Linked DNA regions of Mus musculus: all the other regions are linked to region 5. A link is a loop called in an ENCODE intact Hi-C map of the cell type or tissue named here. Cell type or tissue: left cerebral cortex. All regions are shown on one strand. Region 1 overlaps LOC115489511 (a long non-coding RNA gene). Region 2 overlaps Gm14488 (a long non-coding RNA gene). Region 3 has its middle 6.7 kb from the start of Gm39781. Region 4 overlaps 1700001O22Rik (RIKEN cDNA 1700001O22 gene). Region 5 holds the start of Cstad (CSA-conditional, T cell activation-dependent protein). Region 6 holds the start of Gm32316 (a long non-coding RNA gene). Region 7 holds the start of Ntmt1 (N-terminal Xaa-Pro-Lys N-methyltransferase 1).

What was found. Peaks named below come from ENCODE experiments on the same cell type or tissue, not always from the same donor. Only the 100,000 strongest peaks of a DNase experiment are listed, where the experiment ranks them.
Region 1: a loop joins it to region 5, with 2.9 times the contacts of the local background. A loop is called at or near these places in 5 of 42 quality-filtered maps.
Region 2: it touches region 5 in a loop (4-fold over the local background); 13 of 42 quality-filtered maps call a loop at or near these places.
Region 3: a loop joins it to region 5, with 2.1 times the contacts of the local background. A loop is called at or near these places in 4 of 42 quality-filtered maps.
Region 4: it touches region 5 in a loop (2.9-fold over the local background); 8 of 42 quality-filtered maps call a loop at or near these places.
Region 6: a loop joins it to region 5, with 3 times the contacts of the local background. A loop is called at or near these places in 10 of 42 quality-filtered maps.
Region 7: a loop joins it to region 5, with 2.8 times the contacts of the local background. A loop is called at or near these places in 6 of 42 quality-filtered maps.

The regions. Positions count from the first base shown.
Region 1 is chr2:30,688,978-30,692,977 of GRCm38, forward strand. It overlaps LOC115489511 (a long non-coding RNA gene), which reads left to right. Exons shown (of 3, transcript XR_003954019.1): 3 at 38-66. Among named protein-coding and RNA genes, the nearest start is that of Gm14486, 13 kb to the left of the region's middle. In left cerebral cortex, no CTCF peak of the experiment used is centred here; DNase peaks (open chromatin) are centred at 1,588, 2,384 and 3,388; H3K4me3 peaks cover 174 bases; H3K27ac peaks cover 2,805 bases.
Region 2 is chr2:30,709,893-30,713,892 of GRCm38, forward strand. It overlaps Gm14488 (a long non-coding RNA gene), which reads right to left. Exons shown (of 4, transcript XR_866106.3): 4 at 3,255-3,522. Among named protein-coding and RNA genes, the nearest start is that of Gm14488, 9.3 kb to the right of the region's middle. In left cerebral cortex, no CTCF peak of the experiment used is centred here; DNase peaks (open chromatin) are centred at 1,835, 2,249 and 3,781; H3K4me3 peaks cover 1,189 bases; H3K27ac peaks cover 3,456 bases.
Region 3 is chr2:30,502,491-30,506,490 of GRCm38, forward strand. No RefSeq gene overlaps it. Among named protein-coding and RNA genes, the nearest start is that of Gm39781, 6.7 kb to the left of the region's middle. In left cerebral cortex, no CTCF peak of the experiment used is centred here; DNase peaks (open chromatin) are centred at 1,659 and 2,345; H3K27ac peaks cover 1,137 bases.
Region 4 is chr2:30,793,027-30,797,026 of GRCm38, forward strand. 1700001O22Rik (RIKEN cDNA 1700001O22 gene) reads right to left here. Exons shown (of 7, transcript NM_198000.3): 5 at 3,375-3,540; 6 at 3,119-3,257; 7 at 2,537-2,779. The coding sequence ends at 2,669. Among named protein-coding and RNA genes, the nearest start is that of 1700001O22Rik, 6.7 kb to the right of the region's middle. In left cerebral cortex, CTCF peaks have their summits at 1,696 and 1,928 (motif pointing right); DNase peaks (open chromatin) are centred at 1,665, 1,938 and 3,627; H3K4me3 peaks cover 577 bases; H3K27ac peaks cover 1,657 bases.
Region 5 is chr2:30,593,197-30,597,196 of GRCm38, forward strand. Cstad (CSA-conditional, T cell activation-dependent protein) reads left to right here and starts at 1,848. Exons shown (of 2, transcript NM_030137.2): 1 at 1,848-1,878. The coding sequence starts at 1,874. In left cerebral cortex, a CTCF peak has its summit at 1,743; DNase peaks (open chromatin) are centred at 619, 1,754 and 2,056; H3K4me3 peaks cover 1,574 bases; H3K27ac peaks cover 3,173 bases.
Region 6 is chr2:30,654,632-30,658,631 of GRCm38, forward strand. It overlaps 9330198N18Rik (a long non-coding RNA gene), which reads left to right. Exons shown (of 3, transcript XR_003954017.1): 3 at 536-1,567. Gm32316 (a long non-coding RNA gene) reads right to left here and starts at 1,302. Exons shown (of 4, transcript XR_866104.3): 1 at 1-1,302. It overlaps Gm14486 (predicted gene 14486), which reads right to left. Exons shown (of 4, transcript NR_136917.1): 4 at 3,533-4,000. In left cerebral cortex, no CTCF peak of the experiment used is centred here; DNase peaks (open chromatin) are centred at 97, 1,895, 3,238, 3,392 and 1 more place; H3K4me3 peaks cover 503 bases; H3K27ac peaks cover 3,855 bases.
Region 7 is chr2:30,804,439-30,808,438 of GRCm38, forward strand. It overlaps Ntmt1 (N-terminal Xaa-Pro-Lys N-methyltransferase 1), which reads left to right and starts at 3,530. Exons shown (of 4, transcript NM_170592.3): 1 at 3,530-3,645. In left cerebral cortex, no CTCF peak of the experiment used is centred here; DNase peaks (open chromatin) are centred at 1,606 and 3,343; H3K4me3 peaks cover 1,371 bases; H3K27ac peaks cover 941 bases.

The sequences.
Region 1 (4,000 bases), 96 kb after region 5:
AATAGCATGTGGACACATGTAGTCTCCCCTCCCCCAGCCTGAAACCTGCTTGCTCAGGGGTGGAGCTTCCCGATCAATCGTTCTGCCACGCCCACTGCTGGAACCTGCTGCTTTGCTGCTTGGAGCCATACTCGTGGTCACCCTGCTACTGGACTCTGAGATTATTTGGTGGGAATCGGGCCCCTTCCCCTGCTTCATAACTGCGTGCAGAACAGTAAATTTGAGCTTTGATCAGAATGCCTGTCTTAGCTGCATCTCTTTCTCTCGTTGCCTAGCCCTTCTTCTCTTCCAGGTTTCCAAAATGCCTTTCCAGGCTAGAACCCAGGCTGTGATCTGCTGGCCGGACACAACAGACACACACATTATACATACACACACATACTACACACACACACACACACACACACACACACACACACACATACTATACATACACATACTACACATACACACTATACACACATACTACACACACACACACACATACTACACATACACACTATACACACATACTACACATACACACTATACACACATACTATACACACTACACACCACATATATCCCACACATACCTCCACACACAAACTATACACACACCACACACACTACAATACACCCTTCACACACACCACATACATTCCACACTACGCACACACTACACACCACACACATATACACTATACTCACACATATCACACACACACACACACAACTACCTACCACATATATCCCACACATGCCCCCACACACAAACTAGACACACACCACACATATATACACACTACACACATGCCCACACACCACACACATATTACATACCACATACATCCCATGCATATCCCACACACACAAACTACACACCACACATACACTACACACACCTACACTACACATACACACACCCTACAACCACATCCTTCCCACACATACCCCCACTCACAAACTAGATACACAGTACACATACACCCCTTACACGTACATATACCACATACATTCCACACATACACAAACTGTACACACACACCACACATGTACACACTACACCACACACACACACACACACACACACAGAGTTCTGACCCTCAGGAACCCCTGACTGAGGCCGAGGAGATGGCTCAGTTGGTAAGGGCCCTGTTGTTAATAAGTAGACTGACTTGAGTTTGGAACCCTAGAGTCACATTTTAAAAAGCTGTGTGTGGCCACACACAGTCCCCAACTGTGGCAGGGAGGGAGGCAGGTCCATCCCTGGGCTCTGTCGGTCAGTCTGGCCAACTGGTGAGCACTGGGTTCAGTGAAAGATCTGGTCTCAAAACTAAGGTGGAGGACAAGAGAAGGTGTCCCCTCCCTCCACACTCTTGTGCATGCACGTGTGCGTGTGTGTGTGTGTGTGTGCGTGCGCGTGTGTGTGTGTCCTCACGCGCACACACACAGCCCCTGTGTGTCCTCATCACCATGACCTGGCAACACCACGCCCTCCAAGCCCCACCCTGCTGCATCCTGTCCTGTGATTAGCTTCCTCTTTCCTGTGCCCACAAGGCCCTGCTGTACAGTTCCTGGAAACATTTCCTGGGAATTGTGCTCACAGCACAATCCAGCAGAGAACACCCACGTGTGGGAATAGCCTGGTTCATTCAGGCTGGAGCTAGGAGGCTGTCTCTAAAGTCAAAAGTGGATTAAGGGACTGGAGAAGGACTCATCCCCACCGGGCTGATCATCCCTACCGGGCTCAGGGCTTGCCTAGCACGCATGAAGCCCTGAGCTGGGTCTCCAGACTTGGATAAACTGGTTGGGTGGCACAGGCCTCAGTCCTATCACTCTGGGAAGTAGAAGAAGGAGAGAGAAGTTCAAAGGCGTCCTTAGCTAGCCGCCATCGAGAGGGAGGCTAGCCTGGGAATCCCCTTCTCAACAGGGGAGGGGAGGGAGGGAGATGATTTAGGGGGCAAGTGCTTGCCATGCAGGGCCAAGGCATGAGGATTTTGAACCCCCAGAGCCCACACAGTAGTAGCGCATCTATAATCTCAGTATTCTTTAGAGAGATGGGAAGTGGCGAGGAGCCCAGGAGGTTCAAGGACTGACCAGCCTGGGCATTCGCTGCAGGGAGCAAGACCCCGTCTCAAAACACGTGGAAGGTGAGCTGGCTAGTGTGTTGTGTTTCGTTTTGTTTTTAGAGACAGGGTTTCTCTGTGTAGCCCTGGCTGTCCTGGAATTCACTCTATAGACCAGGCTGGCCTCGAAATCAGAAATCCGCCTGCCTCTGCCTCCTGAGTACTGGGATTAAAGGCGTGTGCCACCACAGCCCTGGCTAGTTTTATGTCAACTTGACACTCTGGCAGCAAGCCAGAAGAGAATTTCCTTATTTGGTGATTGATGTGGGCGGGCTGGGCACATGTGTGGGTGGAGCCAACCCTGGGCTGGTGGTCCTGGGTTTCCTAAGAGAGCAAGCCACGCCCAGCAAGCCAGTAAGCAGCACTCCTTCAAGGCTTCTGCTTCAGCTCCTGCCCTGGGTGCCTGCCCTGTTTGAGTTTCTGTCCTGACTTCCTTCCAGGACAAACTAAGGACGTGGAAGCAGAAGTCACGGACGTGGAACCCTTTCCCCCTCAACTTGGTTTTCATCCGTAGTGTTTCATCAGTCCCAGCCGGAAGGCAAGGACCAACCCCTGAGGTTGTTCTGACTGCTGCACACATACAAGGGGAGTACACAAGACCATGAGCACTGGACCCCCAAGAAAACCAAAGTGGGTTCCAGGCCCATCCTGGCCTTCTGGGGACTGCAGTGCAGACCCTGGTGCCATCCGGTTAGACCTCAGAAGTTGAGGCCAGAACTTTGGAAGATGTTGCAGTTGCTTGAAGGCAGGAGAGGGACTGGAGGCCCTTATGAGGCAGAGCAAGAGGTGAAACACAGTTGTCTGGTGGTGCTGTAGCTCAGGGTGCAAGGCCCTGGGTCTACCCCTAGACATAAAGGAAACAATCAAGAAAAACTCCACCCCATCAGGCAGGCTCTGGGGGTGCCTGCCTTCTCCTAGTCTTTGATCCTGACCTATTTTGAGCACCCCAGAAGTTCTACTCAGATGGTGGGTCTCCTGCTGCTTGCTGGAGACCTCTTCCCTCAGGAAGCTGCCACAAGGGTGATTGAGCTGTCAGTACAAATGACAGGCTATTAGGTCTGGAGCCATTTTGATCTGAGGTTGGCCAGGGTGTTCCTGTGTTCCTGTACATAGTGGGGACTGGGGGATTCTGGGGTTGAGGGCTTTCTCTTGTTCCTCAACTGTCTCCGACTCTGGTTAGAAAGGCACCTCCGCCATCTGTCATCCCTCCCCCACTCCCTTCTCCGAGGCCCGGCTGTGACTGGGGGCTGGCGTGTCTGGTAAACAGGCGGCTGGCAGGTCCCCAGGGCCTGTGGGTGACAGGCCTGGTGCTGGCACCAACCCCAGGGCAGCATGCCGAGGAGGAGTGGAGATGAGTTCTGGGGACCAGGGAAGATTTCCTGCCATGTCTGAGAGAGTCGTGGCTGTGTCCTGTCCCTGGCTCTCCAGACCTCCGTGGCCGCTATGACTGTCCACCCCTTCTCCAACGCTTCAGCCCCAGCCTTCACATCTTCCCTCCAGCTGCCTTCAGAGAATTCAAGTCAATATCTGGTGTGAAAGGCTGTCGGGTTCTCTCTACCTGGGTGAGGCTAGGCAGCCAGCTCTGTGCCCTGGGGAGCCACACTCCACCACCAGAGAAACTGAGGCCAGAGGGCAGGTGGAAGTGGGGTGCTGAGAGCTCTTAGGACTCCACCCCCAACCCTTCGGTCAGCTCCCTGCAGTGAGGGGCCGGGTGCCTTCGCCTCGGTTGTCTTATCTGGGGAATGGGAGGGAGGTCAGGTCTGTAGGAAAGGGGTCCTGCCAGTCTTTCTCAGCTCCCTCACCTCCCCTGGGGGAGGATGAGGAGGGGCAGGAATCTGTCCAGGTCGGTTCCCGGCTCCCCCTCCTCCAACACGGCGCTGCCAGTTCCCTCC
Region 2 (4,000 bases), 120 kb after region 5:
GCTTCCCAGGGGCAAGTCTTGTTACTTCCTTGGTCACCAAGAAGAGCAGGGGCTTGAATTGAGGGTTCTTGGGACATGAGCAGAATGTTGCTTTCACAAAATTTCACAGGGCTGTGTGGCTGAGCTGAGTTAACTTCTCAGGGACCCTGTTCTGTCTGCCCATGCCCCTCATTTACCTAAGGGAATTAAAGCATCGCAGTAGGAAGAGACTGACTGAGTCCCAGTACTCTCCTGAACTATGTCAGAGGAGACAGTTAAGCATGGAAAGATAGATTGATGGATGGAAGGATGGATGGATGGGTGGGTGGATGGATGGATGGAAGGAAGGAAGGATAGGATAGATGGATGGATGAAAGGCTAGGATGGGTGGGTGGATGGATGGATGGATGGATAGAAGAATGGATGGATGGATGGATGGATGGATGGATGGATGGATGGATGGATAGAAGAATGGATGGATGGATGGATGGATGGATGGATGGATGGATGGATAGAAGAATGGATGGATGGATGGATGGATGGATGGATGGATGGATGGATAGATAGAAGAATGGATGGATGGATAGATGGATGGAAGAGTGGATGGATGGATGGATGGATGGATGGAAGGAAGGATAGGATAGATGGATGGATGAAAGGCTAGGATGGGTGGGTGGGTGGATGGATGGATGGATAGAAGAATGGATGGATGGATGGATGGATGGATGGATGGATGGATGGCTGGAAGAGTGGATGGATGGATGGATGGATAGGATGGGTGATAGGTGGATAGATGGTATGTGGGCGGATAGATGGATTAATGGAAGGGAAGGCAGGTGACTGAAGAGCTGACCCCTGGCCTGACCTAGGCACTTTGTGCTGCCTGCTGAATAGTTGGCTTCAGGCAGTCAGGCTTAGAAGCTGGGGAAATAAGAAAGGGAGCAGTGGCACCTAGACAAGGCTTTGGCCTGCAAGCCTTCCTCAGGAGGGAAACAGCCACTGAGGTGCTTGCCACTCAAGGAGCTTACACCCAGACTGCAAGATGAGGCCATTTTGTGACAACATGGTGGCACCGTGGGGGTACTGTTAAAGATAGGGGCCAGAGTTCAGACATTTCCTGGACTGACTGCCTCAGTTTCTCCATCGGCAAATGAGACCACAGCAGACACTGCACAGATCCGGTAGGACAGCTCATGGTAAGGACCTGTCCAGGATGTTGAGCTGGCCAACTGTGGTCTCTGACCACACTGTGTCACAGACCTATCTGCCAGGTGACTGTGGACAAGGCTCAGTCTCCCGGAAGGGCACAGTTGCGCATGCACACAGTTGCACATGCGCACACTCACGCTCTCCTGACCTGGGCAGCTTTGGCTCTTCTGCAAGATCATGCAGATGTCAGGAAGGCCCAGAAACACATACTCAGACTGTGCACATGGACATACTACCACGGTGCACACTGATGTACACAGAAACATGCCAACAGCACACATATCAGTGTACATGGACACATGCCCACAGCACACAAATCCATGTATAAGGACACACACATATGAACACAGATACCAAGTCCACAGCACACACATGCGTGCACATAGTTATGCTCTCACTGTATAATCAGCAATGCACGCAGACATGTCTCCCTATAGAAATTCTCCATTGCACTTGGCCCCTGGGTATGGACAACTGCCCCAGCACCCTACCTCCTATGTATAGACACAATGCCCCAGCACTCTGACCTCTACACAGGGTCACAGTCCAGGTGCTGGTGCACACAGACACATCTGCACACCACACACGGGCCACACAGAGCCAGGCACACTCGCCTGCAGCACACAGGCACACCCACACTCTGCAGCTCCCCGCACGGCAGCTCACACTCCTGCGCACACTCACACCCTTGCTCCGCTGAGCGCCAACTGTTGGCGCGCGGTGGGGGCGGGGGAGGGTGGCGGGGGATGAAGCCCACGACTCAGCGAGGAAGAGGGGCGCGGGGGTGCGCGGGCGGGCGAGGAGATGACAGCCCGCGGTCCCCCTCGAGTCCCGGCTCATGAATATTAATGCGGCGGTAATTAAAATGCAGGGACGCAGCAGGATGGATGCGGTGCCTCCGGAGCGCTCTGCGGCGCGGGCGGGTGGAGCGGCTCCACGGCCGAGGCCGGGCCGGGGACACCTGCGTCCCGGTCCCCTCCACCCCCGCGCCCTAGGGCGGGCTGCGAGCCAGGCCGCCTTCCCGGAGCCGCCTTCCTGCGCGGCCGCTGATGTCAGAGGCTCAAAACTTTCCGCTTCCCGCCCGGCGGCCTCGGGCCCTGAGTCATCGCCGCCCCCGGAGCCCTGGCCCGAGACGTGTTTGTGCAGAACCAGGCTCCGCTGGCCGCGCCTGACGTCAGGGCCGGGGCCGCCAGGCCGCACAGCTGGGACGATGCCACCCCCGAGGGGGGGCGGCTAGAGGAGAGCGCGCACCTGCGGTTCTAGGTTCAGATGCGACGCTGGCTGCCTGACCTTGGGCAGGGCCTTTTTGTCCCTGGGGGACTCTGACTCCCGGATTTGCTTCATAGCAGATGCTCCACAAGTCTGCACAGCCTTGTGAGGTGCCTTGTCTCCTGCCTCTGACCCCACCCAGTACTCCCGAGGCAGGAGAATTGCTGGGAGTTCAAGAGACAGAGAGAAAGAGGGAGAAGGAAAGAGACAGAGAAAGAAGCAGAGAGAAAAAGGGTGTGTGTGCGTGTGTAAATTTAGTTGAGGTGGGAGCATTTTTAATTCCAGCTCTCTGGGGGCAAGAGGATAGTTGTGTGTTCAAGGCCTGCCAGGGCTGCACAGTGAGTCTCTGTCTCAAAACAAAAACAAACAAAACAGTCAAAATCTAGAGAATAAGTGCCTTAGCCTCAACTGATACATCTACAGCACGACTCCTACAATCTAACACTCAGGGGAAACTGAGGAAGAGCAGAGAGATTGTAAGGGCCAGAGAGCAGGGCCTCTACTGGGGGATTGTGTTTTCTATGAATGAATGACAAGGAAGCTGAACCCATGAAATCTCAACAGTATGCTCACCTAAACAAGACCTTCATGATGACGCCATCATCTGACAGACCAGCACACTAGGAGGCGGGGTCTCACGAGGTCCCACCCCGACAAGGGAGCCACAGACAACCAGTGGCTGCTGAGAAAGGGGAGATTCTCCAAGGGTGAGCCTGCAGATAGCTTATCCAACCCCAGGAGGTCAGAAGTCAGCCGGTTGTGTGGGTTTCAATAATAACTAAAGAAGAGGCCATTAATTTCAGAGTAAAAAAGAAAAAAATTGTAGACTTATGAGCTGATTGTGCAAGCTGGGTAAACAGAGGCTGGAAGGAGAAAGGGACCTGGAACCTGGCCAGCTGTTAAGGGATGACTGCAGTTGGGAGCACTACCGATGACAGGTCTGGGTTCAAGTCATGGCCTCTGCTCCTGCCAGAGGTTCCAACCTAGAAGACTTGCTCGGGAAGACCACGCAGAGAGTGTTCCAGAACCTCCAGTTGGCAGGTTCTCGGGCTGTTTGGCTTTGTCCTGTTGGGACCCAACATACAGAGGGAAAACTAGATTAAAACTAGGCTGTCCTTCTCAGAGGCGGGTGGGGTGGGGTGGGGGTGGGGGGCAGCTGCTGTTCCTCACCTCTGCCTAACATCCTTCCCTGAAGCAGCAAAGCCCCTCACCTGGGCAGTGGCTGGGGCTCCCTGCCCACACTGTGGAAGCTAGTGGACCTTGTAGGCAGCTGCCCCTGACCTCCCCTCCTCTCCGTCTCCCCTCCTCTGCTCCTCCCCTCCCTGCCTCAGCCTTGCTGGAGCTCTTTCAAGTCCTCCGTGCTCCTTTGCCTGGACTCCTCCAGCCTCCAGGCCTTTGCACATGTGCGGGTGTGGTTTTCACTTCTGGAACACTCCTAACCTCACCCTGCTTTTCCAGTTAACTCTTCCAACTCCATCTCTCCTTAGCTCTTCCCTTCATGTGTATCACAGTTAGCATCACCCCACAAACACATAATTCACAC
Region 3 (4,000 bases), 91 kb before region 5:
ACACATTTGGAGGCCCAGGGTTAATGATGGGACTCTTCAGTGATGGCTTATGCACTTTGTTCATTGAGGGAGGGTCTCTCAGTGAAACTCAGAGATCCAGGTATCTGGTCTCCTCCACCTTTGCACACTGGAATTACAGGCAGGCTGCGAGGCCCACCCAGCATATACATGGGTTTTGGGAATCCAAACTTTGATCTTGCATGGTGAGCACTTTAAGCACCAAGTAATTCCCCTAGGGCTGAGGAGTTCTTAATAACAGGATACAAATGGGATTCAGAATTCCAGACCCTACACTCACTGCTGTGTGGCCTTGAGCAAGTGTACTCACCTCTCTGAGCTTCAGTATCACAAAAAAGTCTGCTCAGAGGATGTTCCAAAAGTCAATCTAGATATACAGGGGGTCCCGTGGGGGAGACATACAGAGGTGCATGTTGGCACCTGCACCGGGGTAACCCAGGATGGGGACAGTCGTGCTGTGTTCACTCTTCCTGTTAGGTGTCCTACTGCTTTTCTCTGACACAGGGTGGTATTCTGCTGAGGGAGGGCTCCCTGGTCTACACCCCTGATGCACCACTTGGGGGAGAGGGATACTGGGGTGTGTGTGTGTGTATGTGTGTGTTTGTGTGTGGTTACATCACAGTGTCTGGGGGGCACAGGGGTGTGTGAGAGGGGAGCAATGACCTGTAGTGACACTAGAACAAGAAGGAACAAGTGCACTGGCACCCTACTCCCAGCCTAAATGCCTCCCAAGGCTTTGTTGGTCCTCTTAGGAGTGGTACATGTGAAGGGATTCAGGTCCAGAAATACAGCTTGGATGGGGGTGGAGCAGAACATGCATGCACTCGCGCGCGTGGCACACACACACACACACACACACACACACACACACACACACACGGTTGCTACTTTTGCCCCCCCCCCCATGCAAGGTGGTTCCAGCATTGAGCATGCGCGACCCGCAGCCCCACCCACCCACCCACTCAGATTCCAGCTTCACAGAGCTGCAGCTAGAGGCTCTTAGGTGGAAGAGGCAGGACTTGAACCTAGGTCATCCCAGCTCCACCAGATGCTGGCAATGTGTCTGTTGCCAAGGAACAGGGTGGATGCTGTGGGACCATTTGTGAGGGTAGCACGTGGATAACCGAGTTGTCAACCACTCACAGCTTCAGAGGGGACAAAAGTGACAGGATCTGAGTCTGGTGAGGGGGGAGGAGCAGCCATGAGGGCGGTCCACCTAGGATGCCTGGCACCTGGAGGCCAGGCCCAACCTGCAGAAGGATAGGTGGGTGCAGCCGGGTCCCGGGGACCCGGCATCAGTCAGTCCCTTCTCCTGGTGCTCAGGGGTGGCTGTAGTGCTGGTGAGCTCAGCCGGAAGGTGGCTGATGGGGATCTGCCCACGCAGGTTTGGATTGCAGCCCTGCCATTCACAAGCTGTGGCAAGGCAGGGTCGTCTGCCCCCTCGATCTGGCCTCGGTTTCCCCTCCACTAAGAAGCTCGGCCCGCGCCTTCCTGCCTCGCCTTTCCTCTCTGCACAGCTATTTAAAGTGGCCGTGGTTTGCCTCGTTCTTTAAAAAAAAAAAAAAAAAAAGAAAGAAAGAAAAAAACTTCATTCCCGTACTCAGCTGAGTTCCACAAGGCCAGCTGTCACCACTAAAAATGTCTGTCGTGAGACAGCCACCAGTGAGGAGGTGGGAGGAGGCAGGAGGCCCGGATGGGAATGCACAGCTCTGCGGCTGGAATTTAAACACACACACACACACACACACACACACACACACACACACAAATACATACATTCAGACACACTCAAAGACACAGTAATACATGCACAAAGACACACACATACATACATACATACATACATACATACATACACTACATGCACACACACATCCCCAGGACTGAGTAGGAAGAACAAGGAGATGGAAGGCCCCGCCTTCTTCCATTATCGGTGGCCTGCTGGGCCCTGTGCTGACAGGTGGGCAGAACCCTCAGCCCCTGAAGAATAGGGAGTGACATAGCTCGGTTCTGCTTCCAACTTCACACTCCCCTTTTTCTGGGGAAACCGGAGGAAGGGATTAGCCTGATCTCAGATCAAGGTTGCTTTTCCAGCCAGGGGCAGACACAGAGCCTCTCCAGGGAGGGAGGGATCAATATGGAGAACCAACTTGAAAAGGAGGCCTCATCATCTACACCTACAGAGAGGAAAACTGAGGCTGGCAATGGGGTCCTGGCTGAAACCGAGGGGGTGCTGACCCTGATACCACGTGCTCATTGGCTGGTGTGAGCAGGTGACTCCAGCCTTCCCTTCCTTTTGTAGGAAATGGCCAGGCACAGAACCACCTAAGGAGGATGTGAGGGTGGCCTAGCCACAGGCATAGGAAGCAGAGTGCAGGGTAACTGGGAGAAGGTGCTGTCAGGTTCAGGCTCAGGGCTAATCTGGGTGGTGGGAGCAGGGTCTGGAGAAATGGGGGATGGGGACAGGGGAATCTCGAGCACATACACACACACACACACACACACAGAGGAAGATCACATACATACACACAGAAGGATCACACACACACAGGGAATCACACACGGGGGGATCTCACACAGGGGATCTCACACACACACACACACACACACACACACACACACACACACACACAGAGGACTAGATGACTCTCCCCTGTCCCCACCCCAGGCAAGCTGTTGATGAGTGGGGCCCATGGGGGCTGGGGAACTCTATGACCCTGAACTGTTGGGAACTCTTCAAAAATGGCGGGGTGGGGGGCGCAGGCAGGAACACACACATGGCCAGTCTTCTGGGATGGAAAAGGAAAACACATGATCAGGGTCAGGGTCTCAAGGAGGAATTCTGTCTCTAGAATCATGTGCTGTTAGCTGTGGAGACTCATGCTTGTAATCCCAGCATTTTGAGGCAGAGGCAGGAGGATTGCTGCAAGTGTGAAGCCAACCTGGTCTCTATAGTGAGCTCCAGGCCAGACAGGACTACAGAGTGAGACCCTTCCTAAAAACAAAACAAAACAACAACAACATACAAATGACTTCTCTTCCCCTGGACCCATTTCTTTGCATTCACAGAGGCCACGGAAGGTCACCTACACTTTGGCAATAATATCCCTTATTGATAACTTTGCTCTCTGAGCTTCACAGTTGTCTACAGTTAAATTTGGTATGAAAATGTTAGGTGGAATGTTCAGGAAACAATCTGTGAGTTTGAACTTGGAAGGGATTTGACCGATTCTCAAGCTATCCTCTGCCTAGTCCCCAGGACTTGAGTCATCTGGGTGTCCAGTGTATCTGAGCTGTGTGTATGGTGCCTATCTGCTGGTCACTGGGTTTCTCGGTGAGTAGGTCCTCCGACACGGTCCTAGTGCCGTGTTCAGGAATCCCTTATTTCACTTGAGATGCCCCACAGTACCAGGGCAGTGCTGCTGGTCACCTAAACATGCCGGTGACGACTGCAAAGGTAAGTCCCGTCATACACATGGGTGCCTGTCTTAGACACCATGATCAAGACAACTCTCATAAGGACAACATTTAATTGGGACAGGCTTACAGGTTCAGAGGTTCAGTCCATTATCATCAAGGTAGGAGGGAACATTGCAGCATCCTGGCACGTATGGTGTAGGCAGAGCTGAGAGTTCTACCTCTTCATCTGAAGGCTGCTAGTGGAAGACTGACTTCTAGGCAGCTAGGGTGAGGGTGTTAAGCCCACACCCACAGTGACACACCCACTCCAACAGGGCCACACCTACTTCAACAAGGCCACACCTCCTAATAGTGCCATTCCCTGGGCCAAGCATATACAAACCACCACAGTGCCTAAAGCAGAAAGCATGCAGGCTGGAGACATGGCTCAGTCCATAAGCCTTGCCTCACAAACACGAGGACATGTGATCTACCCTCAGCATCAGGGAAAAGCTGGGCACTGGAGGGCTGGGGAGACACCTCTTGCAGAGGACCCAGGTTCAGTTCTCAGAACTCACATGGG
Region 4 (4,000 bases), 200 kb after region 5:
GGAGACACCCCCCATCTGTCACCCCAATAAGCCTAGTTCCCCTTCTCCACTCGACTTGGCCCAAGGGACATAGTCTGTGATGGTGATCAGGGAGATGAGAGAGATGGGAAGGCCTCACAAGGGGAGAGGAACAGACTGACCCCAAAGCACACAACTCACAGATAAGATACCCGCTATGCTACTGGGAACAGACCCAGAGCTAGGATTTTCCCCTAGCTCCCCTGTGCCTGAGGCAGTCACTTTAATCCTAACCCTGAGGTGGGCAAGGCAGGCAGGTCTCTGAGTTCCAGGTCTACAAAACAAGTCACAGATCAGCCAAAGCTCCCTATGAGACCCTGCTCAACCATCCAGACAAAAACGTTCAGTGTGGACTCTGGGAAGGAGAATGGGACCACTCTGAGAGACAAAAAAACCCAGGACCGAGGTCACCGGAAAGGGGTCTTTCCCCAGCCTCAGCATTCCCAGAGCCTTCTTGGTCACCTAAGTTCAGGCGTCACATGAACGTCGATGTTGTGGCTGCAGGCAGATACCACCTTGGGAGTTCTCTGGGGGTTTTTTTTGTTTTTTTTTTTTTGTTTTTGTTTTTTGGTTTTTTGAGACAGGGTTTCTCTGTATAGCCCTGGCTGTCCTGGAGCTCACTTTGTAGACCAGGCTGGCCTGGAACTCAGAAATCCGCCTGCCTCTGCCTCCCGAATGCTGGGATTAAAGGCGTGCACCACAAGTTCTCTGGGACCCGGTACTCCAGAGGTCCATGCTTCAATGTGCAACACATGTTCTGAAGTGTGTTATCTCTGTGTGTGTAATGGGCTCTGTGTGTGTGTGCACGCTCGTCTCCTCCATGTGGGATGATGTCTGTTTGCCATCTGTATGGTCATATGTGTCAATGTGCTGTCTGTTTATGTGGTATGTTTGTGGGTAGCTCTTTGTATCTGTGTTTTTCCATGTGTATGTGTCACATGTGTGTCTCTCCGTGTCCATGCATATCTGTGGTGTGTCTCCATAAATATGGACTATGTGGTATGTGTTGTCTTCTGTGTATGTGTGTGTGTAGTATGTGCCTCTCCATGTGTGGGGTCTGTACATGGTGTATATATATATATATATATATATATATATATATATATAGTATGTTTACTATGTGTTATGTACCTGGGCAGTATCTGTTGTGAACATCTGTAGTATGGTTTTCTATGTGTGTGGGGTCTCTATTAGTGTGGTATGGTGTGTCTGTGTGTTCTCCCTGTGTGTGGGATCTCCAGGTGGTGGCTGTGTATGTGCTATCCTGTGTGTGGGGTCTCTGTGGTGTATGTGTGTGTGCACGCGCGCATTTGAGCACGTGCAAGTATGTCTCCTCGTGTCCTGTTTCTGTGCCTGAGGTGTTCTATGTGTGGGATCTCTATGGTGTATGTGGTATGCAGTGTGTGTTCTACTTCAACGTCCAAGTTTTTCTCCTTGCGTGGTCTGCTCTGTGTGTTCCCAGACTCTCCGTGAAGGCCAGGTCTCAGGGTTGCAGGTTGGAGACTGGATTCCCACAGTGGGACGCGCCAAACCCATCACAGTGAGCACTGCCTAGGGGAAAGTTTCTGACAACGATACCGGCCGAGAGCTGAAGTTTCGCGGCGCAAAGCCAGGCCAACACTGCCCCCGCGCGGTGCGGTGCGGCGCTGCAGGCGGCCGGGGAAACAGGCAGACCCGGCACGCACGGCGCGCAGCACTCCAGAGAAACAGGGATTCCACGTCTTGGGTCACAGCCTGAAAGCTCAGAAAGGGACCGAGCCCCGTTCCAGCCCAGCGCTGATGACGTTGATGCATCGCGTCGCATGCCGGGTCAGCCCTTCATCATCCCCAGCCCATCTGGTCCCTAAAATGACCGGCCCAGTCCAACCCAAACCCCCAGCTTTAGCATTCCGTCCTCCCCGTTACACTCCACTCCGCACCGAGTCCGAGACGTTTCTTCAAGGGCCAGCAGGTGGCGATAAAGACCTGGCCAGAGCGCAAGAACAAAGTGAAACTCCAAAGAAGGAGGGGTTCCCCCAGGGGTTCGGACATGGAGTAATGGGGGACACCCAGGTGTAAGGCAGTATCTATGTTAATACAGTAGATAAATTCTAGGAGGCCTGCCACGGTGACTCAGGCCACTTCCCCATGTGGATTTGAACACCGGAGCAGGTAAGAGAACTAAGGATTACCCATACACAGGAATCTTTTTCCTGGGCTGGGGTCTGGATACCCATATCATGTACTAAAAGGTGGACAGAGAAAAACTCTGGCGCTAAAGACAAGAAGTTGTTTATCCACTCTCCTAGGCTGAGGTTATGGCTGAGGCTCTGCTTCAGGCACGGGTTGATTTAGGTTGAGGTTGTGTCGTGAGTGGTCCACCCCTTGCACAAGCATTCCCTGGGACAAGCTGAGCCCCTGGGGTGCCCTGACTCCCCACCCCCAATATCCAGCTGTCATCAGCTTCATCCCAGCTGTGAGCCCACCCCAATCTCCCTTACCCAGGAACCCCAAGTGGTCCCCAATCAGGCACCTAGAGTGGCTTTTACTGGGAGACCTAGTGATCCATCCCAGCCACCTGGGAGGTGTGTTTATTTGTGGGGTGAAGAAGCACTCTCTTCATTGCCTGGCATGGGTACACTCCTGAGCTGGGGGGAGCTCTGGCAGGCATTCACCTGTGAGCCTGCTGCCGGTTTGTGGTGGACGGCAGGAGCAGCTGGTAGCCCTTAGGGCGGCCTTGCTTCAGGACAGACTGCAGCACCAAACTGGGCAGAAAGGATTCCTAGAGGGAGAAAGATGCCTGGCATGGCACTGCTGAGGGGACCCCAGGGAGGAGACAGGGAGCAGGGGCAGGCGGGGGTGGGGGGGCAGGTGGCTCCACATTACAGCTGTCCTAGGCTGAAGCACAGCCCACCCACTCACTAGCCTGGCTCAAGGGCCTCCTCCCCCTTGGCTCCACGCTGAGGAGGCCAGGCCACACAAATCCAAGCCATAAACCCCATGGTGACTCAACAGAGAGGGTCCCCTACAGAGTCACTGAGGGCTGGTGCTTCTGCTGGCGGGCTGCCCGCCCTGGGCTGCTCACCAGCTTCTGGTTCCAGGGATGGGGCCATTTGCCCACCTGATCCACATTGTTAGGGGTGTCCAGGAAGGTTCTGAGGCCTCCCCGTGGCCTTGGGATGGTGGCCCTGGAGATGAAGGGTAGGTGGCTGCTCACGGAGGAGTCCTCAGAAAGGTAGAGCTGAGGTTCCTGAGCTGACCTGATGGGGAGAGGGGGGCCTATAGCTTTTTGGCCCTGAGTTCCAGACCCACGTACAGTTTGTAGCTGGAGGACCTAGACCACAACCCTTCTGCTTCCTCTACCCACAGAGCCTCACACGCGGGGGCAGGTCCAGAATGAGGAGCCGGCCACAGTGTCTTGGACCCTGGGATAAAGGGCTCTGGGCAGACTGTCCAACCATCTCCCAACACTCCCGAGCACCCGTTCTGACACAGATACAGCTGGCAAAGCCGTCTGCTCACTCGGAAAGATATTCTGCCGGACTAGAAGAGAGAGAGAAAGAGAGAGAGCAGAGTGAGTTCCCTGTCCCCGCCCCCAGGGAGGGGCATACTAACACGCCCCCACCCTCTCTCCTTCCTCTGGCTGGCAAGGCTAGACAGAGCCCTGTCTCCATGGCAACCACAGGCTCCCCAGTGCCTGACGGTTGCCTCCAGAGAAGTCCTGGGTTTTAAAACTACCTCCCTGTGACTGTTTCTGCTATACCACAAAGCTGATCCCTGTCGTGGTCCTACTTCTGCTCCAACCGCCAATGGGTCCCTTTTCTCTAAAGTAGGAGGGCCAGGTAGCCCACCTTGGAAATTCCAGAGGATGCCAAGAATCCGCGGGGGTTGGAGGGAGGGGCTGGATTCCCAGAGGCTACCTCTGATGGGAGAAGCCAAAGGAGGCTTGAACCTGATGCTATGGGGGGGGGTGCCACAGTGCTCGGCCTGTCCTGGGATTTTT
Region 5 (4,000 bases):
TTTGGTGCTGTGGATCGACCCCAGGACAAGCACTCTATCCACCAAGCTGCACCCCAGCCCCTCCCCACTTTCAATAGCTAAGTGCACTTCCATCTGCCTGAAACCAGCCCCCCAACCCAGCCCATGGTTATCTTCCTAGTAGCAACCATAACGGCAGCAAGTCTATTTGCTGTGTGTGCAGGCCCCCCCGCAAAGCCACCCACACCTTACACTTCACTGACCCCTCCCACTGGCCCCAGGAAGAGATGCCCTCATGACCCCATTTTATGGATGGGCATGTTGAGACTCTCTTCTGAACCAAGTCCAGGGCCAGGAGTAAAGGGCAGGCTTCCCACCCAGCAGCATAGAGAAGAGAGCCGCTAGGGACGGCAGAAAGGCTGACTCTCCCAAGAGCTCAACTGCATTCTCTCCTCAGCTCCCCACTTGTGGGCCCTTGACCTCTGCAGCACCCCAGCCTGCAGCTCATCCTTTTCATCGGCAGCTGGGGTGCTGCATGCTCGGCTCAATCCAGGTCCTATCGGGATCCCTGCTTCTCTGGTTGTGTGCTCACTTTGCAAAACAGCAGAATTTATAGCGCAAGTAATTGATCCGGGTGTTCCTGCCTCCCGCCATCTCGCTGGGTCTCCTAATTCCCTTCTCCTCGCTTTTCCTCAGCCTTCTCAGCACACCATCTGTGGTGTCAGAGAATAGGAAGCCAAAAAGGGAGGGGAGGGTTCTAGTCCCAGATCTGCCAAATAAGAGTCAGATGAACCTCAGTTTCCCCATCTACCAAACAGAGGACCTGGTGATACTCTTAGGGCGCTAGGCCCGGGGTGCTGGAGCCAGGAGTGACCATTTACTACCCTCAAGTCACTCCCAGAGGTGCAGGCATGCCTGAGACCCACTTCATGGATGGGAACATTGTGGCTTTGAGAGCTTGTGGTTGTTTAGGGACCCAGAGCTGAGAAACATGACCTGGGCTTAAATCCAGGCCTCTGTGGCCAGTGTCCTAAACTGGATTCTACCTCCAGAGAGAAGTCATGATGGGATCCTGGCCCTGTCCTGGCTGGCCGGCTTCTCTTTATCTACGGCCAAGCATGAGTTCGGGGCAGAGTGTTGAGGCACAAGGGGAAATTCTATAAACCGTAGAGTCTATCAGACCTCTCCAAAATCTACTGTATGACCAGGGGCCTCCTGGAAGACCCATACAGCCTTTTAGAACGATCCATAAAAGGACTCCAGGGGTGCATATCGCTGGCCTTTCCCATGGCAGGTGACTTAGAAGGGTCCAGTGTGCCTAGCATGGCCTACCCATGCAAAACTGAGCTGGGGCAGCTTCTAGGCCCCTTTCTGTTCATTTTGTGAGGTGATTGCTTTTCTGGGGTCACTGGCTTGTGTAAGCCCCTCCACTCTCAGTGAAGCTCTGCCCCGCTATTTGTTTGTCTTTGCCCCTCTCCTGGCCTCCGGGCGCCACCGACAGGATTTGTCTCCATTCCATGCCGCAACCTCTCCAGGCCAAAGCCATCTTCTCTCCCGTGGCTGTGCATCCGAGGACGCCTCGGCCCTGTGCAGCAGCGGGGCTTCGTCCTGGCCGGCCCTTAGCTGGGGACAGAGGCCGTTTTGTCCTTGCTTTGGAGAAGGGATGGAGGCTTCATCCTCAGTGGCTGCCTGCTCGCGCCTGGCTGGAGGAGAGATGAGAGCAGGCTGCAGGGCTGCAGGCAGCGGCTTTCAGAACAAACAGAATTTTTTTTTGCAACTAGAGGGGGAAGCACAGAGCTAAAAATAAAACGAAAAGATCAGTATCTGTCAGTCTGACAGCTGATTGGCTGCTCGGAGATGCATATAATTACCAGCAACTGGCGCTGGGTAGGCAAAGCCCGGAGAAACTGCTGAGATGAGGTTAGGATTTAACCTTTAAATTCTGGAGCCACCGGAAAGCTAGGGGAGACAACCGGCGTCGGTGCTAATGAGGCTGGGGGCGGGGGCCGGGGGCACCGAGTCGGGGTCAGGTCCCCGGGCTCCCCCGAAGGCCCGGGGAACCCTCAGCCCGCGCCTCCGCCATCAGACTGGGAGTGCCTCTGATTGGGCGGCTCGGGGGCGGTGGGCCTTCTCTCCGCCCAGCTGGGGGTGGTGTCTTCCGGGAAGTTGAGGGGTCGCACCTGGGAGGGAGGGGGAACTATCCGGTGCTCTAGGGGTTCCAGGCCTCTCCTCGACTGACCCTGTCCTCACCCACATTCCTCCATCTCTCTGCCTAGTACTAATAGGATTTGGCTTTGGTTTTGCTGCCCACCCCTTCAGCTCCTCCATCCCAACTCCTACCCCTGGTCCCTAGTCCCTTCCTTCCAGATCTGGACAGGCCTCACGCAGGCTGGTCCTAGGTTTCTCTAGAGATAGACCAAAGCTGCAGGACTAGAGGGGTGCTGCTGTCCTCCCTGAACCTCAGTTTCTTCATATGTAAAATGGGGGTGGTGATGGTAGAACCTGTTCTATGTCTTCACAGGTGACAGGGATTTTGCAAGCAGTGGTTCCCCTTGATTATCCAACCCAAGGTCTCCCCATGAGTGAGCTCATGTAAGGGTCTGCCCTGACCCACAGTGAGCTCCTGGGTGCCTCCAGCAGTTTCTGCTACCCTCTGTCTCCCCTGCCCCTCCTCTGAGCATCTTCTCTGGAAAGTATCTCCTGCCCCAGCCCTCCTGCTGCAGCCTCTGGGTTCCTGACTCACAATCAGACTGTATGCCCAAGGAGGACAGGAACCACAAAAGCCCATAGCCCTTACAAGGAAATATCAAATTCCTTGCTCTGTGGTTTAAGAAGCCAGACAGAGGCAGGGATCTCGGGCAGCTATAGGCCTGAAACACGCAGATGTCTCATCTGATAGGCAGCCAGCCATCCTCAGCCCTGTGGGGCTGGGGCTTCTTATACAACACCCAGGAGATGCCACCCTTGGGCTGGGAAGATGCAAAGTGCCTGGGGGGCGGGGCGGGGGGAGGAAGGAGTAGCTCACACTGGAACTGGCTCCTGACTGTGATCACCCCACAAAGATCTCTGCAGTCCCTACAACACCCCTAGCAAGTGTTGTTGTTATTGGCAATCTATGATGGGGAAACTGAGGCAAGGAACTGAGCAAGGCTTGAGAGTGCTCAGACCGGAGCCACCCAGGCCTCCTCTCCCAGGCCGTGGGATGAAGATGGAAGGGAGTCTGAGAGATAGAGAAGGTGCTGGAATAGCTAACCTGAGACCTTCCAAGCCCAGTGAGCCAGGGGGGTCTTGGTTGAACAGCTTCTCCGTGACTTCCAGTGTCATAAGCTCTGACAGTCCTGTAACTACCTCCCACCCCACAGTTCTGTTTCTTTCTTATCCTAATGAAGACCCCAACAGGGTGACAGGTGGCAGCTTCCTGTGGGGCATCTGTGGCACCCAGTGCCAGCCTCTGCTTTGGCTTGGAAGGTCATCCTGAGCCGATGTCACCAGCCCCAGAGCCCATTCTCACCCCTGGGTTATTGACCACCACTTCTTGTCAGTCCTCTGCCCCAGCCCCAGCCCTGCTGGCCAACAAAGAGTCAAGAAGGGTAGCTCACTTTCCAGGAGGCAGCCATAGACTTGTCCGTCTGAAGAACCCAGCTTCGGAGAGCTGTGTGACATAGCTGCTTGAGACCACCCTTCCCTTGTCCATTTGACTGGTTTCTTCCCCACTCCCCTTCCGGAGCCTTCTCACCCCAACTATTTCCTTGCTTACCTGGAAATTGGGTGGAAGCTGACCTTTGCATGTGCGTGTGCATGTGCGGTGTGCGTGTGCGTGTGTGTGTGTGTGTATACACATATGTGTTCAAGGGCACATGTGCACATGCCTTTACACAGAGGTATCTGCCCCAGTCATCCTCCACCTTGTCTTTTCAGGCAAGGGCTCTCACTGAGGCTCACTGACTAGCTCAGAGACTAAAGTCACTGACAGGCGTTGCTGCTCCTGGCTCTCATGTGGGTGCCTGGGATTCAAACTCAGGACTTCATGATTACACAGCAA
Region 6 (4,000 bases), 61 kb after region 5:
AGGAGGGAAGTACGGTCAATCAAATGGTCCATTTTCCCTTTGCACTTCTGGAGGACCAGGCTGGCAGATCACCAGGCTCTACCCTCAGGGTAGCTGCTGGCAGCTGGGAGGAGCCAAGGACAGGCACTGCAGTGTGTAAAAACAGCAAGGGATCACACGTGACCATGACCAACCAGAGGAGGCAGGTAGGAGGGAGGGATGGGAAGGTGGCCGTGTTACCACCCTCCTCCCTCTCCTCTGCCCTGACTCCCTGCCACCTGGCCTGACCAGCGCCAACTTCTGCCCTCTGCAGCCTGGACAAGAGTCCATACAAGCAGGTTTCAACCCGAGGCCAGGAGAGCAGAGGCTGCCAGGAGCCTTACAGCTGGCAAGTGAGCTCTGAGGAGAAGGCATGGCCCCACCCTTACCCTTCAGTACAGTCTCGCTGACCTCCAGAGAGCTGTGGGCATCGACCACTGCACCCCACATAGCATTTGTAGGAACTTGGGGTCCACAGCCAAGACAATCTGCAAATCCCTGTGGCTCTCATCCTCAGGGCCTCAAGGATCCAATATCGCTGAACTGGCAAGAATGGTGGCCCTGTGGAGGACCCAGTCCTGACGCTGGCACTTCAGGAGCCTTATTTGGAAGTAAGTCTTTCCAGAGTTAAAATGAGTCACTCTGGTAGGTCCCAACCAAGACCACTGTCCTCATACATATGGGAGTATTGGACACAGGGGTGGACCTTCCCAAAGGGAGGAGGTGGTGAAGACACAAGCAACAGGCAGCCCTGTCCATGTAGATGGAGGACATCATCGAGAGCTAGAGCAAGGAGCAAGGCCTGGGACCATCCTGCTGGGGCCTCCACTTGGTCATGGTTTCTAGAATTAGCTCTAGAAAACTAAAATAACCACGCAAGCATTACCATCACCGTCGCAAACACCTTCATTAATATCACCACCACAACACCCACCGCCACCAGGACACCAGCATTCACACCACCATCACTCACCACCATCATCACCATCATAGCTGTCACCCCACCATCACTGCCCACCACTATCATCATCATCACAACCATCATGATCACCACCACCACCATCACCATGCGGCCATCAGCCCATCCCCACACCCCACCACCATCTCCGGATTGGTGTTAGGCTTTGTGGATTTAACAGCACACATGTCCTCGCAGCTCTGGAGGCTGGACATGGGCAATGGGTGTCAGGAGAGCTGTGCTCCCTCTTCAGGCTTTGGAGAGGGGCTTTCTTTGCTGCCTCTGGTATGTGAGGGCTTCGGGTGCTCAGTGGCTTGTGGCTCTGTGTCACTTCCCTCTCTGCCTGAGTCTGAATTTGCTCTTGTTCCCCCATGTATTTATTTTTTGTGTGCACACATCACAGCGCTTGTGGACGTGTGCAGAAGTCAGATGGCAGTCTGTGGGAGTCATCTCTCCCTTTCTGCCATGTGTGTCCCAGGTGAAACATGGCTTGCCAGTCTTGGTGGCCAGCTACCTCACCTACTGAGTCATCTCACTGGCCCATCTCCTTTCATCTGACATTGATTTTATTTTATGTGTGAGTGTTTTCCTTGTATGCATGTGTGTGTGTGTGTGTGTGTGTGTGGTGCCCAGAGAGCTCAGAAGAGGGTATCAGATACCCTGAGACTGGACTTAACAGCAGGTTGTGAATCTCCAAGGCGGGGCTGGGACTCACATCCTGGTGCTGTGCATGAACAGCCAGTGCTCTAAACTGCTGAGCCATCTCCAGCCAGCATCCCGTTTCTTACAAAGACATTTGCGATGGCATTTAGGCCCCACCTGGCTAATTCAGGATGCTCCAGAACCTTAAATAGGTCTGCAAAGACTCTTTTTACCAAATGAGGCCATGTTTGAAGCCTTCTGAGATTAACACAGACATCCCTTTGGGGGCACATGCAGCTCATGACAGCAAGGCTGAGGGACACGCAGCGCAGAAACTTTTCCTGTACCCTGTTCCTCAGACCACCTTCCGCAGGAGCCATCTTCCTTCAACACACAGCGTTCTTGACAGGGAAAACTGTTCAGTGGAGGGAGGGTCCATTTAGAAGCTTCAGTGTCCCTGGCTCCTCTGCTCACCCAACCTCAGCCTCTGAACTTCTGGTGGGAAAGAATGTATCCCAGAAGAAACAATTGTCATGAGGAGAGTCAAGCTCTGGGGTCTCTCTTGAGGTGTCCCTCTGAGTAAAGCAGTCTGTCCCTTGGGGGTCTTAAGCTTGCTCATGTGTCAAACTGCCCACAGGTGTGGCTAGCACCTTCCCTGCTAGTACCTGCTGCTGCATGCAGCCTGTTCCCCGGGGAGGGGGGTGAGTTTATGGGGTGCACACTGATTTCCAGGCATGAGGAACTGCACACACACTCTTCCCCCAGCCTGCCCTACTCTAGACTATCATCAGCAAGGGCACTAAGTCTTTCTGGGAGCCTTTTCTTCAAGGCTGATTCCCAGCAGCCCTGAAGATCACTCTGTGATGGTCCAGGCGACTTAGGAACCACCCGTGCGTTGTGTGTGGAGAGTCTGAGGTGTTCGTGGGGCTGAAGGAGCCCTTGTTAATTACCAAGAAATGACCAGGAGGCCCGGGCCCAAAGCTCTGACCTTGAAAGGGCAATGGAATCGAACTAAAACCCTGTAGCAGACCTAGGACGACCCTGACTTCTGTTTCTGAGCCAAGGCTGAGGGCTGGATGTGGTCTGAAGGCAGAGGGCTCTCTTTGCTGGAGGCCTTAGGCTCCTCCCGGCACACAGGAAAAAACAACCTGGGCCATTCTGGGCCATTCATTCGAGCTGTTTGTACGTGCAAATATTTATTATTATTATTATTATTAAACGTCCACTTCCTGTGCCCGAGGCCATCTCCTCCATCCCTCTTTCCAGCCTCTCTGTCCAGGACCAGAGTCATAACTGTTTGCATTTGGGCTAATAACGACCTGGGAGTTTGGAGGTGGATATGGGCAGGACTGTAAACTTTAATTAGCCTGGTGAGATTAACATCGTAGCAGGGGACTGGAGTGGGGGCCTCCTTCCGAGCTCTCTGATCCCAGTAGACACCCCCCTCCCGTGAAGGGCACCCCATACAGGATGTGCAGAGGACCGCACAGCAAGGCTTACACGTGCTGAGTTAATCTTTATTCGCCTCGAAGCCGAGTCAGGCTTCAAAGAGCCCTGGGTCGAATTGCTGTCCCTCTGGCTCCACAGTACTCGCTGGCTTCCTCCTTGCAGAAACCTCAAGCAGAAAACTCAGGGACTGGGCTGTGTGACCTTGAGCCGGTTACTCACCCTCTCAGGGAGGGGAGGCTAAGTGGGAAGGTTCAGGACAAATGCTGCGGAATCTAGGAAGCTAAACCCTACTGGGTGGCCGAATTCTTACTGCCTGGCTGCCTAGCCTGGGGGGTCACACGTTCAGGAAGGGCTGAGGATTTTCTGGTCTCCATCTGGCTTAGTATTGAGAGCATTCAGCGGCTCGGGGGCTGTTTCCACCAGCGTCCCCAGGAAATTGGCCTTCCCGAGAATGAAGTCATCTGCTTCTCTTTTATTTATTTATTTTTGTCGCCTTTTTCTCCTTCAAGCATGAGCCCCTGGGCCTGTGCGGCCCCTCTCCACGGCTGTCGCGGGAGAAGGGGCTCTGAGAATAGGTGGGACCCCGGGGTGCCACGCGCCGTCCTGGGACTGGCCGAAGGTGAGCTCCCGGGCGGCCAGGGCGAACAATAACAGTAAATAACGCTGCCTCGTCAGCGTCATAAAAACGGAAACGCTTCCACTGTGTTTTAATAAGCGTCGCCCATCAATCTGCCTCCCTGCCGGCCGCGGGCACCGGGGAGGGTGCGGGAGGGGGACGAGGGGGCGCGAGCGGCCGGGGTCACGCGCACCAGCCGAGCCGAGAGGCGGCCGAGCTGAGTAACTCCGTTGCCATGGCGACGTGGCCGCAAGGAACAGGAAGCAGCAGAAATAGCAGCCGCCGCGGCGCGGCCCCTCCCCCCGCGAGCCCGTTGC
Region 7 (4,000 bases), 210 kb after region 5:
CTCCTAAATACCGAGACTGTAACAACGTCCAGCTACCGCTGGCTTTATGTGGGACTGGGGTATCAAACACAGGACATCATACATGCCAGGCGATCACGCTGCCAACTGAGCTACATCACCGTTGTATCATTATTTAAGATGACTCTGTGGGTATCTGTGTGTAAGCATGTGCATGCTCAGTGCAGGAAGCCAGAAGTGGACACTGGATCTGTTGGGGTCCAGGAGTCACCCCACAAACCACACAAACACTGATCTCAGTCAGGTAGGGATAGTTAATTGAGTATTCATCACAGGACTGATGGATCGATCGGGGCCTCAAACCAGACTCAGGAGCTGACTGTGACCCCAAGCCAGAATCCTACAGAGCTTTTAAGCATGAAATCCATGAATGTTTGTGCCAAGTTATTTCATCAGTCAGGATTTAGGAATAGGGAACTTCCTTAGGAGCACGTCTTTGCTGTACATTTATCCTGTCCTCATTTGTCGGGGTGTTTAACTGTGCTGGTGACTTACCTTGCCTGACATTCATGTCTTAACTTGCCAACCAGGATATCATTTACCCATGTACAGGACTCTTTCTGCCAAGTAAGATGTCAGTTCCCAGGGAGGTCTCAGGAACTTTACTCACCCCTACTCAAAATGGAAGTCTTATTCCAAGTAGCTTCTTATATTGGTGCAGGCGTCTCTCTTATGTCGGGGTCCATCCCAGGGGCAGCTTATAAAAGCAAAACCCATAAACGTTTATACATAGATGCAGGAAGTGCTGCTGGGTGGTTGATTTAGGTCCAAGCTTATTGTGGCTAGCTGTACAAAGCTGTTCAAACTGACTGGTTTTTAATAGTACCAAAGCTCAGGACATACCAGAATATGCAATCAACTTGGGAATGAGAAAGATTCCTAGAAACAACACATGAGAAGTTTTCTTTATAGCAGTAATAACAGCATAAAATATCTGGCTAGACGGGCAGCAGTTACCCAGGCCTTAGCAGGATCCGCTGGAGCTGGAGTTACAGGGGTTGTAAAGACACCCAACATGTGCGCTAGGGACTGAGCTCAGATCTTCTGGAAGAGCAGTTTGTACTCTTAAGGGCTGAGCCAGCTTTTGTGAACAGTTTCCTCAAGCCTCCTCCTCCTCTTCCTTCTCCTTCTTATTATTAATAATTTTGGCTTTTTTGAGACCATGTCTCACTGTGTAGCTTTGGCTGTCCTGGAACTCATTCTATAGATTAGGCAGGGCTTGAGCTCACAGAGATCCTCCTGCCCCTGCCCCCTGAGTGCTGGGATTAAAGGTGTGAGTCACCACACCAGACCAAACTTGCATTTTAAAGGAAATTTTACTTTTTACTTATCTCTGTGTGCATAAGCATGTGTGCATGCATACATACGTGCAGGTGTCTTTTGAGTCCAGAAGGGGTCAGATTGCCTGGGAACAGAATTCTAGTTCTCTGTAAAAGCAGGAAGCACTCTTCCTTCTTTCCTTCCTTCCTTTCTTAAGATAATTTATTTTTGTTTTTATGTTCATGTGCTTTGGCATTTTGCCTGCACATATGTCTGTGTGAGGGTGTGAGATCTTTGAGTTACAGACAGTTGTGAGCTGCCATGTGGTTGCTGGGATTTGAATATAGGTTCTTTGGAAGAGCAGCCAGTGCCCTCAACCACTGAGCCATCTCTAAAGCCCCAACAAGCACTCTTAACTGCTGAGTCACAAGTCATCTTTTCAGCTCCTTGGCTTTTGTTTTTGAGACTAGGTCTCTGGTAGTGTAGGCTGGTGTTAAGTTCATTGTGCGGCAAAAGATAACCTTTAATTCCTTGTCTTCCGGCCTCCACTTCCCAGGTGCTGGGATTACAAGTATTCACCACTTTGGGGTGGTGAATAGCTCTTTGAACTATTGAAACCAGGTAATACCTAGAATAACCCAGAGTAGCTATCAACTATTAGGTGCACAGATTTGGGGTGGGGACTCAATTGGGGGTAGGATTTTTCCGCCTCCTAAGCCTCTATTGCTTTCAGTATTAATGTGTAAATACACATTAGGTGTGGTAGTGCATTCTTTCAATCCCAGCATTTCAAAGGCAGGAGGATCACTGTGAGTTTCAGGCCATCCTGGGTTACCTAGCAAGGCACTGATCCAGAAAAGGAAAAAAAAAAAAAAAAGAATAAGTAAAAGCAAAACACAACTTTAAGCACCTACTGTAATGCAGAGCCCAGGAGGCATGACAAGTATGTCTAACAGCCGGTGTGTCAGCCAACAGAGGTGAGCTTAAGGCAAAAATACTTATTATGATAACCTTCATTGCCTGCAAGCCCCACTAGACTCTAGCCTAAACTCGCAAATCCCACAAATTTAACCCTCAGAGTATTGTAGCTGAATCATTACATCCACCAGTTAGAAGAGGCAACTTAGAACTCCGAGGCGGTTAGAGGGGGTTTGCATGCAGCAAGCTCATCTTTCCTTCAAGACCCGGTGCAGATTGTCTGAGTGGATAGGGAAGGGCGGTCCTCAGGAGGGCAAACTTCTAGATTTCTGCTTTATTTGGCCTGGCAATCCTTACCTCTGTCAAAGCCTTTCTTTCCTGTTCTCTTTCCTGGGTTGATATATTATTTTAATATACTAGTGGGCATGGGTGGATTTGAGCAACAATGGCTTTTAATCCTCCTCCCCCCCCCCCCCCGACAGGGTTTCTCTGTATAGCCCTGGCTGTCCTGGAACTCACTTTGTAGACCAGGTTGGCCTCGAAATCCGCCTGCCTCTGCCTCCCGAGTGCTGAGATTAAAGGCGTGCGCCAACAACGCCCGGCTTAATTCTCCTTTTAGGGTGGAAAACTCTCATGATGTTGGTTTTTAAGAATCCAGCCTTGTGGCGCATGGAGGCGCGTGCCTGTAACCCCAGCAACCACGTCGATGATGCAGAAGGATCCTGAAGTTTACGGCCAGAACTCAGTTGGACTCTTGTCTTAAAAGAGCTACACCCTCAAGTGTGTGAGATATCAGCTGTGGATCCTTCATCATGAAGTCCCTGCGCGTAGGCAAAAAACTGGGTTAGGATCCCGAAGGAAAAGGCGATCTGGCCGAAGAATAGGGCGATCAAACCTTGGAGTGCGGCGATCTGGCCAGGGGGCGGGGTGAACTGGCCTCGGGGACAAGCGAGGTAGCGATGGGGAGGGGCGAATTGGCCGTGGGGCGGAACTAGCTGGTCTTGTGTTTGGGCGAGCTGGGCGTGGGGAGGGGCGAGTTAGTCGCGCGGAGAGAAGTTCTGGGCGTGTCGAGTGAGCAGGCCGTGGAGCGGGGTTGGCTGTGGGGGCGTGGAGAGGTGTGAGCAGGCCCTGGAGAGGGCGGAGTTGGCTGTGGGGGAGGGACGATCTGGACGTGAGCTGCCTGTGGGACGCGGCGATCTGGCCCTGGGGAGGGGCTATCTGTCTGTGGAGAGGGATGAGCTAGTCTTGGGGCGGAGTGAACTGGCCTCGGGGCGGAGCGATCTTGAGTCCAGCCCCCTCCAGGCTCGGGGAAGTGACGTGTGCGGACAAAGGCAGAGGCCGCGAGGTGTCTGGTCCGGTAGAGTGGTGGCGGCTGCTGTGGGCTACGGTCTTTGCCAGCCTCCTTCTCAACCCGTCCTTTTCTCTCGGGTCCCTGGAGCCCCGACCCAGGTAAGTATCGCGAGGGACGCGGCCAGGGAGGAGGGAGGTGCTCACCCCAACTGCCTGAAGCGGTGAGGCCCCGTCGTCAAGTGACCTGGGCCTGGCCCTGGCCCACGTGCACGTCCCATGGAGGTTCACCGATCAGACCTGGGCAGGGACTCTGGTGACCACGGATTGGGTTGGAGGAAGCCACGTTGGTGGAGGCTGGCAAGACGTATCTTCACTCGCGCCCGTACATCACTTTCCAGTCCTCAGTTTCCCCTCTGAGATAAGGAAAGCAGCCACTGCAAGGTTGGTGTGTGGAATCGGCGCCGTGCTTGGCTCAAGTCCTCGCAGTTAAGTGCTTGGTTGCACGGGTTGCCAT